Linked DNA regions of Homo sapiens: region 2 is linked to region 1. A link is a loop called in an ENCODE intact Hi-C map of the cell type or tissue named here. Cell type or tissue: left lung. All regions are shown on one strand. Region 1 overlaps GRIK4 (glutamate ionotropic receptor kainate type subunit 4). Region 2 overlaps GRIK4 (glutamate ionotropic receptor kainate type subunit 4).

The links. A loop is a pair of places that touch in the nucleus more often than their neighbours do. Peaks named below come from ENCODE experiments on the same cell type or tissue, not always from the same donor. Only the 100,000 strongest peaks of a DNase experiment are listed, where the experiment ranks them.
Region 2: a loop joins it to region 1, with 4 times the contacts of the local background. A loop is called at or near these places in 98 of 110 quality-filtered maps.

Annotation. Positions count from the first base shown.
Region 1 is chr11:120,682,903-120,687,902 of GRCh38, forward strand. The region is part of intron 3 of GRIK4 (glutamate ionotropic receptor kainate type subunit 4); the gene reads left to right. Among named protein-coding and RNA genes, the nearest start is that of GRIK4, 170 kb to the left of the region's middle. In left lung, a CTCF peak has its summit at 2,213 (motif pointing left); no DNase peak of the experiment used is centred here; H3K27me3 peaks cover 1,342 bases.
Region 2 is chr11:120,518,462-120,523,461 of GRCh38, forward strand. All of the region lies in intron 1 of GRIK4 (glutamate ionotropic receptor kainate type subunit 4), which reads left to right. Among named protein-coding and RNA genes, the nearest start is that of GRIK4, 9.2 kb to the left of the region's middle. In left lung, no CTCF peak of the experiment used is centred here; a DNase peak (open chromatin) is centred at 2,910; H3K27me3 peaks cover 2,346 bases.

The DNA of each region.
Region 1 (5,000 bases):
GTTCCAAGTGTCTGCCTGGTGAATGCTTACTCGTTCTCTAAAACCCAGGTTAAGTGTCGTGTTCTCTGTGACACGCTCCCTGATACTGCTCCCCCTCTCTCTTGTTGCTTATACCCTCCTTGTGTGTCATCGTTCCTCAGAGATACCTTCATTGTAGCAGACTTACTCACTGGTCTTTCCTGGGCTTGCTGCCCTGGTTTAAGAGCATTGACTAACACAGAGTGGACACTCCATAAACTGTTGCATGAACCGATAGATGAATGAGTGTAAAGCTAAAAAAATGGCTTTAGGTACTATTTCATAATCCAGGCCAGAGATGATGTTGGCTTGGAGGGTAACAATGGAGATGGTGAGAAGTAAACATCTTTTTGAAGTTGAACTGACTAGTCTTGGTAGTAGGCTGGATGTGAATGATGAAGGAAAGCTCAACAATGACCAAGTAGGTAGCCAAAGTATCATTTATTAAGAAGGGGAAGAAGGGAGGAGAGACCTTGGGGTAGGGGCGGGGAGATCAAGAATTCTATGTGGCACATGTTAAATGAGAAATGATTGTAAAACATCCAAGTATAGATGTCAGGGAGTCAGATGGACATAAGATATTAGAAGAAGAGGTCCCAGGTGGCGACATAAATGGAGAATCTTTGACATATAAGTGGTATTCAGAGCCGTGGGACCAGGCCGTGTCCTAGGGAGAGAATGTCTGGAAAGTGGCATGGTGAGCCCAGGACTGAGCAACCTAAATATTTGCTCAAAAAAGAAAGATTTGCAAAATAGACATTGTCTAGTGAATGCATAATGAACTGCAGGACTAAAGTATAGACCAGACTTAACCAGCCAAGACATTGTAACTGGAAGTAAAGAGTGGAAAGCTGTGAAGTTTGTGCCTAGGGGGCATATTGGTCAATGATGAGGCTAGCCATAGAAAAGTAAAGAAGGGTCTTGACAGACCAGCAGGTTTTTAGATAAAGTCAGCACAAGCTCTGGAGTACCCGTTTGCCAGGCTAGAAAACGTTATCCCTAGCAATGTGTTGGAAGATTCTGAACACAGACTTGCAAATAAGTACAGAACTTTTCCAGACCACTAACACTTTCTGGCAAGACTTTTTTTGTTTTTGTTTCTCTGGGAAGAAAGCAAAGTGAGGCTGGGTGTAATGGCTCACACCTGTAATCCCAACACTTTGGGAGGCTGAGGTGGGAGGATTGCTTGAGGCCAGGAGTTCGAGACCAGCCTGGGCAACATAGGGAGACCCTGGCTCTACAAAAAAATAAAATTAGTTGGGCGTAATGGTGCATGCTTGTAGTTCCAGCTATTTGGGAGGCTGAGGCAGGAGAATCACTTGAGCCTGGGAGATTGAGGCTGCAGTGAACTGAGATCTCACTACTGCACTCCCATCTGGGTGACAGAGCAAGAGCCAGTTTCTAAGAAATAAAAAAGGAAAGAAATCAAAGCGAAACAAATGGAATATGAATTTGATTTAATTGATGGTCGGTTGGCCCATTCAGTTATTCATAGTATGGCCAAGCCATTGTAAGTCAGGGTTAAGAAGAAAATTGACATTATTTGATCCCTAACCTCTAAGAGTTTGTGGAGACAATACGAACACACATGAAAAGTGAATGACAGTGCAAGACCGTTTAGTTACTTTAGCAAGGCAAAACATATTTAAGTGTTCAATGAATGATGCAGACTCTAAATATATGGTAAAGAGCCTAGGTGCAGGAGAATTCACCCTTTCTTTACCAGAGTAGTCAAGGAAAGCTTTTCTGTGCTTACCTGACACGGTGATTCATCTTGGAGGAGTAAATAAAGATGCTTTTTTTTTTTGGAGACGGAGTCTCGCTCTGTCGCCCAGGCTGGAGTGCAGTGGCGCGATCTCAGCTCACTGCAAGCTCCGCCTCCCGGCTTCACGCCATTATCCTGCCTCAGCCTCCGAGTAGCTGGGACTACAGGCGCCCGCCACCGCGCCCGGCTAATTTTTTGTATTTTTAGTAGAGACGGGGTTTCACTGTGGTCTCGATCTCCTGACCTCGTGATCCGCCTGCCTCAGCCTCCCAAAGTGCTGGGATTACAGGCATGAGCCACCACACCTGGCCATAAAGGTGCTTTTTAAGCTGTGAAGGAAGTCAGATGGAATGGAAGGGAACCTCTGAGTCAGTACTTCTGTGGAAGATGACATTTAGATCTGCTGCCATCTGTCGGTGAGTGTGGAAAGGAGCTTGGAGCTTAGTCTTCAGGTACTGGAAAGGAAAGGTGCCAAGAGGAACCAGGTGTTGACACCTCCCTCTCTGGAGGACAAGTGAGCTTTAGTCTAGTTCATTGTCGTTAAAAATATGACCCTCAGACCAGCAGCATTGACATCACCTAAGAGAGTGTGAAAATCCAAAATCTCCAGTCCTATCCCAGAGGTACTAAATCAGTGTCTGCATTTTCATCAAATCCCCAGGTGATTCTCATGTTCATTAAAGTTTGAGAAACATGGGTCTAACCCTTGTCATGTAGGGCTCTTCTGGGATACCTCCTGGGTCCGCCCGTACCCCTCACCTGCCAGAGATTCTGATTGGTGGGACTAGGATGGGACTTGGAAGTTAATATTTTTAATAGGTACCCCCAGATGATGCCATCAGACAAGTGTTCAAAGCTCTGCTTTAGGCTGTTCTGTTGCTGTGCCCCATGTCCCTGGGGCAGGCCGGCTTTTTCTCCATGCACACACCTGGACCTAGGCATTCTTTTCCCTATCAAACTCATTTTTTTGAAGACCACCAACCCAATGGCATTTTCTTGGTCTTCCTCATCTCATCCCCCTTCACTTTTGCAGCAGTTGCAGTTCTGAAGCTTTTTGAAGCTCTCTCTTGATCTTGGTTTCCATTAGGCTATGGTCGTCTTTCTCAGTCCTTCTCTTATTGCTAACAACTCCTTTCTTGTCTCTTTTGCTGATGATTCTTCTGCCCTAAGCCCTTTGTGCCTCCCTCACCCTTTCTGGGCAATCTTGTGCCCTCCCTGGAAGTAAACAACTTCCAAATCATCTGCAGCGCTACCTCTCTCCAACTCCAGCTGTGCGCAGAGTTCAACATGTGTTGATCTACTTAGGCTGTAGATTTCAGCTGAGGGATGTTGGGTAAATTAATTTACTTTTGAGTCTCAGTATACCTTTAAAGTGGGATTAATTACATGTGATTCAAGGGATTATTTTGGACACCAAATGGGATAATGTATGTAAACTATGTGGCACATCGTAAGCGCATAATAAATGTTAGTTTCTTAAAAAAAAGCATGATACATCCATCAATCTGAACCCAATTCTTCATACCTATCCTGCATTTTTAAAGTGTGACTTTACTCATACCCTGCCCTCTGCTTAGAATATCCATTTTTCTGTCTTTCAAGGCCAAACTCTGTTGCTGCCTCAACCGTGAAGTCTATTATCAACCCAATTCCAAATCAGCTTTCACACAAATACCTGTACTTCTTTAACTGTGCCACTTATAGTACCTAAATCACTGTCTACCTTGTATTATAATTATTTAAGCACACGGTATCTTTCCTAAAAACTGAAAGTTCCTTTTAGGCCAGGCTCATGGCCTTACAATAGTTGTATTCCCCAGGGGGCCTCACACAGTGCCTGTGTACCATACCAGGGAAGCTCACAAGTCCTGCTGGTAGTGGATGGGCTGCATCACGTCTATATGTGAAGGCTTGCATGTTACTCTCCATTAAATATGCTAACAGAGGGAAGCAGTGATGTGGAGAATCCAAATAACAGGCTGTCTCAACGTTATTGCCGTTGGCTTTGGAAAGCATTTAGGTATTTCTGCTTCAGATTTACCTTGCTGATTATGTTTTATCGGCATACATTAATATGAGCTTGCATTCCATGAGCATACACCACCTGGGAAACTGAAGGTGGTGATCCACGCATAGGCAGAGCAGCGGAAAAAGCTAGTTTAGGGTTTTCAGTTGTCCAGGGATAATTCCCAAAGTGCGTTATTAACTCCAACATAAGTAACAGTGAGTTGGCTGTTGTGCTATTATTTCCCTCTTAGCTTTCTCTGGTTAAAATCCTTTATAATAATTAGTCAAGGGCACACTAATTACCTGACATTGACATAAAATACTTCTGGTGATGGAGCAGAAGCACTGTTTTGAATTCATGCTAGACTATTATGATAATGATACCTTACATTTGTATGATTAGTAATTTATAAAGAGATCTTATGTGTGTTATTTAATTTTGTCTGCTTGACGCTTATGTAAATAGAGTAGATGACATTATCCCATTTGACAGATATGGAAACCAAGGCTCAGGAGTGAAGCGGGTTCCCCAGGCTGTCTTAGCTGGATACAGGCAGAGTCAGGGACCATGCCTTGGGTCTTTTCACTCTTGGGTTCTAGTGCTTTTTCCACTTTACCATACTGCTTTAATGAACCTCCAGCGCTTTAAGATGTTTCTTAATCACTTGTAGAATTTCCAAGTGATTGTTTTTTGTTGTTTTCAATTTCTGGTAAGATTCTTTATTTTCATCTATTTTTTGTATTTTCTTTCCATTTTTTTGGAATACATTTATCACATTTAAAGTCCTTTTCTGTTAACTTGTCTGTTTAGATCACCTGTGAATCTGTTTCTATTGTGTGTTGTTGTTGTTTTTTCCCTCTTAGATTTTGGCCATATGATCCTGTAGTTGGATCTGCCTAATAACTTTTTTATTGAATGCTCGACATTGTATAGGCTGTACCTGCTGTGATCTTCCTCAAGAGGTGTTTTACTCATTGCTAGGCAGAGTAAAACCAATGATCTTAATCCAATTAAAGCCTGAACTGAGTCCCTGCCGGGTTGTGTTTTGGTCAGATTTAGTTTACCTCTGGCTCACTCCTTTCCCAGAGCAGAGCCACCATTAGTTGAGAGCCTCCTGTGTTTACTGGGTCCCCTCCCCAGCAGGTCCTCAATTCTAGTCTTGCTGTTCAGTGCCTCAGAATGGCCAGAAAACACTCTCTGCTTTATAGA
Region 2 (5,000 bases), 160 kb before region 1:
TTAATCAGAAAAGTCTATAGTGGGTTTAGTCCAAGCCCCAGAGAGACGAGGGGCCCAAAGCCCAGGGTGTTTAAGTCACTTGTCCAAGCAGTGTAACGGGAGTGGCAGAGCTGGATCCAGCATAAGCCCAGGGCTCCAGGCTTCCCAGCCTGTGTCTTTTTAAAATTTTTTAAATATTTTGAGATGGAGTCTGGCTCTGTTGGCAGAGTGCAATGTGCGCGACCTTGGCTTACTGCAACCTCCGCCTCCCAGGTTCAAGTGATTCTCCTGCCTCAGCCTCCTGAGTAGCTGGAATTACAGGTGCCCAATACCACCCCCGGCTAATTTTTTTGTATTTTTAGTAGATACCAGGTTTCACCATGGACCAGGCTGGTCTCAAACTCGTGACCTCAGGTGATCCGCCGGCCTCAGCCTCCAAAGTGCTGACATTATAGGCATGAGCCACTGTGCCTGGCTTAGCCTGTGTCTTTTGCTGGGTCTTGTGGCCCTGCCTGCAGGAGCGAAAGTGCTGGAAAAGAGATGCTTCAACAAATTGTTTGGTCCAGTTGCAACATCCAAACAAAATCGGTCTAGAACTAAGCAGGCGGATGATTTTGATTCTTTAAGGCACTAGAGCATGGGCTCTGTGGGGGCACGGATAGGGCCTTGTGCTTTTGTCTCTAACACTAGGCTGACACATAGCTGTGAATTCAACAATGATGATGACAATAATAATAGCTAATAAGTATTCAATGCTTATTATGTGCCAAGTACAATGCAAAGTACTTTCCATATATTATCTTAATCTTCCTAATAACTGCTATGAACTGAATGTTGGTGTTCCCCCAGAATTCATGTTGAAATCTTAACCTCCAAGTGATAGTATTAGGAGGTGGGGCATTTGGGAGGTGATTAAGTCATGGAGCAGAGCCCTCACGAATGGGATTATGCCCTTAAAAAGAGAACCCGCAAAGCCCCCTCACCGCTCCCACCGTGTGAGCACACAGTGAGGAGGCCCATCTATGAACCCAAAAGCCCTCACCCGACACTGAATCTGCCAGCACCTTGATCTCGGGCTTCCCCGCCTCCAGAACTGTGAGAAACAAACTTCTATTGTTTACCAGCTACCCAGTTTATGGTATTTTGTTACAGCAGCCCAAATGCACTATGATAATAACCTTAAGTTTATTATACCCATTTTACAGATGAGGAAGCTGAGATTCAGAGTAGATGATTCATTAGCCCAAAGTCCCATAGCTGGTAAGAAGCAGAGTTGAAATATGTACCCAGGCAGTGTGATTTCAAGCTCTAGTGGGAAATCCTTTGTGTGCATGCATGCATGCTTGTGGGTGCACAAGTGTATGTGAAATATGCACTAATCCCTCCCTAATTCCTAGATTCTACCTCTGGCTACCTCACTACTGGTTTTTTTTTTTTTTGTTTTTTTTTTTGTTGTTGTTGTTTTTTTTTGAGACGGGGTCTTACTCTGTTGCCCAGGCTGGAGTGCAGAGGCGCGATCTTGGCTCATTGCAACCTCCGCCTCCTGGGTTCAAGCGATTCTACTGCCTCAGCCTCCTGAGTAGCTGGGATTCTAGGTGCCCACCACCACACCTGGCTAATTTTTGTGTTTTCAGTAGAGACAGGGTTTCACCATGTTGGCCAGGCTGGTCTCAAACTCCCGGCCTCAGGTGATCCACCCGCCTCAGCCCCCCAAAGTGCTGGGATTACAGGCATGAGCCACTGCGCCCAGCCTACCTCACTACTGCTTCTATATTTCTGTTCCTCATCTCTTAGGCAAGGAGGCCAATGCTCATTTCCAGAACCGGCACCCTCAAGCCCCAGTCCCAGCCCGTCCAGCCATCAGCAGGCGCGGAGAATGAGTGGTGGCGCCTCTATGCGTTTTGGAACTCTCCTTCCCTTGGCCTGATTTCTTCGATCCCTGAGTGAGAGGGTCACTGGCAGTATTGGGGAAGTGATTAGAGAGCCACCTCCTGAATCACGTGCCATTCTTTTCCACCATGGAGGCCATCCAGGGAAGGGCCCGGTGTGGAGGCAGGAAGAAGGCAGCGACATAAAGCATTGAGGAGACCCTCTCCTGAGCTGCCGAGTCTGAGCACTGATTAGTGCTCAGGTGAGACAGGACTTTAGGAGGTTAAAAGCAGTCCTGCCCCCACTGGACCAACCAGGGTTGTGTCCACTCACCACCTCCTCCAAGGGCCTGGCTGGCTGGCTGGCCTGGCTGCCCCAGGTTAATAGCCGAGGATTAGAAGGAGTGGAATCTGACTGGGGTCTTGGACTCTCAGCAACAGCAGCAGAATAGGGAGTCTCTTTGGAAGAAATCTGATGGTAGCATTGTTAGACTCATGGTCGTTATTGCTCCTGACAGCATCTCCCCTAGCCTAGTTCAGTTCCTAAGATGACAACAGAACAAGGTCCCTAGCATGGCTGATGATGGGATGGAAACTGGAACATCTCTCTTTTTGGAGGCAGCAGAGGCATCTTCAGAATTAAAGAAGACAAAAGTGGGTTTGGGCGGGGCACGGGATATGCAGAAGACCCTGTAGAGTTATTTCCAGGTGGGAGGTCAGCACAACTCTGCCCTTATGCTGAAGTTGCAATGCCATTTTCTTTTTTTGTTTTGTTTTGTTTTGTTTTTCGTTTTTTTGAGACAGAGTTTCACTCTCACCCAGGCGAGAGTGCAGTGGCATGATTACAGCTCACTGTAGCTTGAACCTCCTGGGTTCAACTGATCCTCCCAATAGCTTGGGACTACAAGCGTGCACCACCATGCCTGGCGAATATTTTGATTTTTTGTGGAGATGGAGTCTCACTGTGTTATCCAGACTGGACTCAAACTCCTGAGCTCAAGTGATCCCTCATCTTGGCCTCCAAAAGTGCTGGGATTACAGGTGTGCGCCACCACGCCCGGCCCACAATGCCACTTTCTGATGGTAGTCACATGCCCAACGGCTTATTATGTTCTTGGTGATTTGTGTCCTCTCCCCCAAAGAGCTCACAGGGCCACAAACCTGAGAGACAGGAGGGCAGTTAAAATTATTGTCCCAGACTCTCAGAATTTCAGTAACTAGCCGAAAGCCACATAGTTATTTGATTGGAAAGTTGGATCAGTTCCCAGGACTCCTGCCCCTTGCCCAGGGCTGCATCTGCCACCCTGTGCCTTCCAGTTTGTGCGGTGGTAGAGGCAGTGGTCCCTGGGAACACCTGCTATTCCCAAGGTAGAGAATATCACACGGAAGAAAGCAGCACTTGTCAGGTAATGAGAACGCCTGTTGTATTGCTGGGAAAACTGAATGAAGTCCAGGGAGGTTAAATGAATCCTAGAATCTTATTCTTGAAGTAACTCGAGATCATTGCATTTGACGTCCTACCTGAGCTTCTATTATCTCCCGCGGGTGGTTATCCTGCCTCGGCTGCTGCCGCCTTCTGCTCTTCTTCCTCTTTCTCCATTTTCCCCTTCTTCTGAAAGCTGACATCATTGAGCACTTACCACCTTCCAGGCACTGTTCTAGATGCTTTGTATGTATTAAGTTGATTCTCCAGCCAACCCTATGAAGTAGGTACTGTTGTCCCACTTTACACATGAGGAAATACATAACCACAGAGGTTATGTAGCTTGCCCAAGATGACACATGAGCCAAGTGATAGAGCCGGGATATGAACTAGGCAGCCTGGGCCATGCTCTGGAGTGATCCTAAGGCAGGCCATCGCTGAGTTGGGCAGCTGTGAAACGAGGGAGCACATGAAAGCACCCAGTGCCTTGCCCGGCGTAGGGAATGTGCTCAGTCAATGCAAGTGACTTCTAAACATACCAGGAGGTTTTACCTTAGACTGAGCCAAATTGATTTCCCATGGGTCTTTTTTTTCTTTCTTTCTTTTTTGAGATGGAGTCTCGCTCGGTTGCCCAGGCTGGAGTGCCGTGGCGCGACCTCAGCTCACTGCAACCTCCACCTTCCGGGTTCGAGCGATTCTCCTGCCTCAGCCTCCTGAGTAGCTGGGTCTACAGGTGTGTACCACCACACCCGGCTAATTTTTGTATTTTTATAGAGACAGGGTTTCACCATGTTGGCCAGGCTGGTCTCGAACCCCTGACCTCAGGTGATCCGCCCGCCTTGGCCTCCCAAAGTGCTGGGATTACAGGTGTGAGCCACTGCACCTGGCTCCCATGGGTCTTTGTTCTGCACCCTCCTTGGAACCCCATTCCAGCCTTCTGAATGTGAAGCTACCTAATGAACAAGAAGCAAAGCCAACTTTCAGTCTCCTTCTACCTCAGTTTCCAAGACCCTTCCCCAAACTGAAATCCCCTGGCCAGGAAGACAACAGCCTGTGGGCCTAGAGAAATGTCCAAGGCTGGGACCTGCCTTATGAGGGAGATAGATCCTTGGCCACAGGGCTGCGCTGAGGGTTGTCACACATCCGTTCTTTAGCATGTTTCCAGAGTGCCTCCTATGTGCCAGGCACAGCCACGGAGCAGCACAGCTGGCCCCATCTCAAGGCTGGGCCCTTACAAAATGTGTGCACAGACACCTGCTGAATCTGTCAGATGCCAGATTGGTGGTGGGGTCCTGGGGACAGGAGCCTGAGGACTAGGAGAACTGTTGCTTCTCCACTGCTCCTAGGAGGCTGGGTGGGGATGCAGACACCCCATCAGGGGGCCAAAATTTCAGCTGACCCAAATCTAAGAGCACAGAGTAGGCAACTAGATGGAGGAAGCTCACCAGTTTATTTGTGCTAAAATAGCATCAGCCGACTCTCCTTTGAAACGTAACGGTCCTGCCAGAGTCCAGAGTAAATAGGCCGGAACATGAGATCTGCCAGGTGGGGTGCAAATTGGCAGTAAACAAAGCAATCGGGCTGTCTGAGTAGCGGAAGTCAGCTGAGAAAGTGCATTTCTCCTGCACGGAGCTGTGGGGTGGCGGCTGCTGGGCTCTCTCTTGCCCTCAGCTCCTTTGGGGAGGGAAGTGGGAGGGGGTATGTCAAGAGCTTGACCCTGGGCTTTAGGG